Linked DNA regions of Mus musculus: region 1 is linked to region 2. Evidence: chromatin loops called from intact Hi-C (ENCODE). Cell type or tissue: gastrocnemius. All regions are shown on one strand.

Evidence for each region. Peaks named below come from ENCODE experiments on the same cell type or tissue, not always from the same donor. Only the 100,000 strongest peaks of a DNase experiment are listed, where the experiment ranks them.
Region 1: it touches region 2 in a loop (2.7-fold over the local background); 2 of 42 quality-filtered maps call a loop at or near these places.

What each region holds. Positions count from the first base shown.
Region 1 is chr13:51,308,685-51,311,184 of GRCm38, reverse strand. The region is part of intron 2 of Gm46414 (a long non-coding RNA gene); the gene reads right to left. Among named protein-coding and RNA genes, the nearest start is that of S1pr3, 99 kb to the left of the region's middle. In gastrocnemius, no CTCF peak of the experiment used is centred here; a DNase peak (open chromatin) is centred at 1,220.
Region 2 is chr13:51,190,638-51,193,137 of GRCm38, reverse strand. No RefSeq gene overlaps it. Among named protein-coding and RNA genes, the nearest start is that of Gm46414, 17 kb to the left of the region's middle. In gastrocnemius, a CTCF peak has its summit at 1,205 (motif pointing left); no DNase peak of the experiment used is centred here.

The DNA.
Region 1 (2,500 bases), 120 kb before region 2:
AAACTCTGGGGTACAGGGACAGACTCTGTGTAGTCTGAGTGAGAAACATCCCCAGTATTTGAACTCTTGGTCCCCAGGTAATGGTTGAATATGGGGAGGTTTAGGAGGTGTGGTGTTGCTGGAAGTGTATCGCTAGAAATGGGCTTAGATAGTTTAAAACCTGGTGCTACTTCCTGTGTGACCTCTCAGATTCCTGCTCCTACTGTCATGTCATGTCTGCTGCAAGTGGGTGGGGGGGGGGATTGGGGGACTCATTGTTTTCCCACTATGCCGGACTCCTGTCTCTCTGGAACCATAAGCCAAAATAAACTATTCCCTTCTATAAGTTGCTCTGGTCATTGTATTTTTATCACAGCGACAGAAAAATAATGAACACAAGCTCCCCGCCCCATGCTGCCCAAAGCCTGTTCCCAGGGTATGAAGGCAGGTAGCTAGAGTCTGGTCAGTGAGGCGGGTGTGGATTCAGAATTGATCGGTTCGTATTCAAAAAGTATGCTCTTTTGGTTTGTATAATGCCTGCAGGCATTGGCCGGCCCTGGGAGAAGCCATCCCTCCAGAGTCAGTGAATCTGAAAGTTAAAGATAGCCAAAGCATCATTAGTGCAACCTGCCTCAAGTCCAGTGGGAAAGCCACTGTGTGGGACTGTTTATTGGAAGATAATGTGGTGCCTTCAGGCCTGGTCAGAACACAAAGACCTGTCTCTCCTATCTAGCTCCCCTTCCCAGGGGCCTGAAGTTAGGTTGGCAAGAAGAATTGTTTTTATGGACAATGGTATGGCCACTGCAGCCTCAGCAGCAGGCAGAGACATCTAGATGCAAGGTCAGGAACTCCTGTGTTGCTCATTTAGTGGCTTGTCTCCAGCTGCTACAAGCTTAGAGCATTTCGTTCCTTCTCAAAAAGAATAGCTGGCCTCTTGGGAAGACAGCATGGGTTCATGGTGGGGCTTGCAAGAGACCTTATCAGCTCCTTACTCATGGCACAGAAGAAATTCTCTCCTGTGGGCTTTCCACTTAGTTCATGGTTATCCTCAAATCCTGGCAGTGGCCTGGCAGACCATATGCTCTCTCTCTGAGGACTCAAAGCATCAACGTCAAACTGCTGCAGTTTCCTTTTGTCACACAGCCTGGGAGTGCACAGGTGGTGGGAAGAGGACCTCGTCCTGCAGAGTCACTGTAGTCTGGGCATTGCCTCACGCACTCTGTCTCCCAGGCTGCCTCCTTCAGTTCCGGAACATGGTGCCCGACTCTTGGCTTTTTGCCTCTGGTTCCCAGAAGCTCTCAGAGTGTTTCCCTGAGGGGGTATTCAGCCTGTCTCCAGGAGGAAGGCTTTCCCAAAATGAGTGGAAGCAAGGAGAAATGGTGCCTTTCCCACTCAATGACTAGTTGAAAAGAAAAACTAGGGTCTGGGAGATGACTAAGTTGATAGAAGGCTCACTAACTGTATTAGTCAGAGTTCTCTGGAATAACAAATGAATCTCTCTCTCTCTCTCTCTCTCTCTCTCTCTCTCTCTCTTTCTCTCTCTCTCTCTCTCAGAATTGATAGGAATGACTCACAGGCTATGGTCCAGCTAATCCAACCATGGCATGGCAGACTATGAATGGAAGGTCTAAGCATCCAGTAGTTCTTCAATCCATGAGGCTGGATGTCTCAGCTGGTCTTCAGCATGCACAGGGATCCTGAAGGAGTAGGCTCTAATGCCAGTGAGGGAACAGACTTGCTATAGAAGTGAGAGCAAGCAGACAAAGAATAAAAGCTTCCTTCTTCCGTGTCCTTCTATAATCCTAGAGGTGAGTTTTCAGAACCCCAAATGACTCAGATAAAAGGTGTGCCTTCCTACTTCAAAGATCCAGCTTAGAGGTAGATCTTCCCATTCTAAACTAGGCAAAAATATCTCACAAGTGTGCCCCTCCGTTCTGGGGGTTTTAGTTCATCCCAAATGTAATCGAGTTGACCACAGGAAGAACCATCACATCATGCAAGCACAAAGACCTGAGTTCAATCCTCAGGAGCCGTGGGGGGAAGACCATGTCATGGTGGCACTTGTTTGTAATGCCAGCGCTGGAGAGACAGAGACGGGGAGATAGATCCCTGGGGTTCACTGGCCGGTTAGCCTAGCCTACTTGTTGAGCTGCAGGCCAGTGAGAGACCCTATTTCAAGGGAAAGGAAAGGTAGATGATACCTGAGGAGCACAGAACCTAAAGTTGTCCCCCAGGCTTTATACGCATGTCTACAGATACACACATGCACACACATGTACATGTGGACCTGCAAATGCACATAGGGAATCTCTCTCTCTCTCTCTCTCTCTCTCTCTCACACACACACACACACACACACACACACACACACACACACACACAGGAGAAGCTAGAAGTAGAACTCTAAGCAACAGCTAGTACATCTATTAAAACATCCAGGCAGTGAGCTATTAAAAAGGACCACTAGCAAGGTACAAAGAGAAAGGTTTTCTACAATTCTGTTATGTAAAGACCATGATCC
Region 2 (2,500 bases):
TCCTGTACTTTATGGCTAATGTCCACTTATAAGTGAGTATATACCATGTGTCTTTCTGGATCGGGGCAACTTCACTCAGGATGATATTTTCAAGTTCCATCCATTTGCCTGCAAATTTCATGATGTCTTTGTTTTTAGTAGCTGACTAACATTCCATTGTATATATGTACCACATTTTTTTTATCCACTCTTCAGTTGAGGGTCATTTATTGACATTATTAACGATACTCTGCTATACCTACAAACAGGAACCTAGCATAATTGTCTCCTGGGAGGCTTCATCCAGCAGCAGATGGAAACAGATGCAGAGACCCATAGCCAAACATCAGGCAGAGCTCAGGGAGTCTTGTGGAAGAGGTGGGGTAAGGATTAAGGGAGCAGGAGTGGTCAAAGACACCACAAGAAGACCTACATAGTCTACTGACCTGGACCCACGGGGGCTCACAGAGGCTGAAGCACCAACCAAAGGGCATGCAGGGGCTGGACATAGGCCCCCTACACATCCATAGCAGGTATGCAGCTTGGTCTTTATGTGGATCCTCTAACAGCTGGAGTGGGGGCTGTCTCTGGCTCTGTTGCCTGCCATTAGATTCCCTTCCTCTTGGCTGGACTGTCTGGTCCATCCTCAGTGGGAGAGGATGCACTTAGTCCTGCTTTGACTTGATGTGTCCAGGTGGGGTGGTACCAGTGGGGGCCTTCCCTTCTCTGGGAAGGGGAGAGAGTAATGGGAGAAGGGATTTGTAAGGGTGGGACCAGAAAGAGAGGAGGGAGGGGGCTGCAATCGGGATATAAAGTGAATAAATAAATAAATTCATGAAAAAAATAAGTATTTTAAAAATCTTCTGGCCTACTAATTCCACTTCTGGGAATAGACACAAGGGAAATTACAAGATAAAGGTAAAATGTCTATCAGCAGGGATTAGCAACAAGGATATTACAAGAATTTTGCATCTGATGTTCAAAAGCACAGCAACCGATGCTCAACCATCTGAGAGTAAACTGAGGCTCTCAAGGTGGAGTACTACGTAGTCATTAAAAGAGTCCAGGGAGACCTGTAAGCTGAAAGAACTTTTCAGCACATGCCATGTGCCTGTGGAGACTGGGCAGCTGTGGGACCTCTTGGCTTTATTGTATTTCCAGCATTTTGCATTTTTTTTTCCTCCTGGGGAATTCTTTTTAGCTTGGAGTGATGGGCCCCCTGCTGGTAGAGTGTTCTCTTAAAAACCCTCAAAACTTTATGACATGTGAATGCAGTCTCCTCTTAGGGAACAAACTCATGAGATACTAGAGCCCTATCTACCAACCCAAGAGATAGAAGACTGGTTATTTGTTTGACAGTATGCGGGTGCATTTTAAATAAGAGAGCAAGAGGGGGGCTGAAGGGTGTGGTTCAGTTGGTAAAGTGTTCAGCTAGCTTGCACAAAACCCTGAGTTCCATCCCTAGCATGTTATAAACAGAGGTGCTGGCACACATCTGTAAGAACAGCACTTGGGGACTGAAGGCCGGAGGGTCAGAAGTTCAAGGTCACTCTCAGCTGTATATCGAGTTGAGTTTGAGGTCATCCTGGGCCACAATAGGTTGTCAAAGAAAAGGGGGGGGCGCAAAACAGGAAGCAGGAATAGAAGCTGAGGAGGGAAGGGAAAATGGGGGGAGAGGAGGGAAAGAGAAAGGGGAGGAGGGAAGGAGGGAGGAGAACGAGGTTCAAATTCCCTTTCTAGTGGCAAGGGAAAACATTTGGCTCCCAGGAGTGTCAACCCCAAGACCCTGCTCCCTCAAGCTGTCTAGAGACTCATGTAAAATCTGACACAAGGCCTGGTTCTTTGTCTTGCATCTGTCAAGGAGGTGAGAATGTCCTAGCACACTGGCCTTGTCTAGCTGAAGGACAGGAGAGGAAGAAGTGGGGACATCTATGTGCCTGCTGCTCTAGGGGACATTTACTTGGAGCCTGTTCCTACACAACTGTTTTTCCTTTTCGTAGAATCACAAGAACAAAGGCATAAGCGATTTCTTCCCTCTTGCCCTAGACCCTGACCGTGAAATGCTCCCCAGCCCCACTCATTCCTCTCATCTAGAACTAAACTACCAAAACAACAGATACAGGCACTGGGGACACAGTTGCAGTCTTCTGCTGGCCCTGGAAAGACGCCTGGACAGACAGACGACTTTGATCTAGAATTCCAGGGTTTTAGTCCCAGAACACCTGAGCCTTATGTACTGTGAGCATATTCCCTTCTTGTGAAATCGTAGGGCTGGTTGGAAAGAAGTTGCACAGGGCTGTGCTGCCCTGGGCCCCCGTTCTCCCCACTCGCTGCTCAGAATGCCCTCAGACGCCTGTCACAGTGACCCTCAGAAACCTGTCACAGGGAACTGGATAGATGGCTCAATGGTTGAGAGCACTGAATGTTCTTCCCAGAGGTCCTGAGTTCAATTCCCAGCAATCACAGGGTGGCTCACAACCATCTACAATGAGATCTGGCGCCCTCTTCTGGCGTGCAGGCA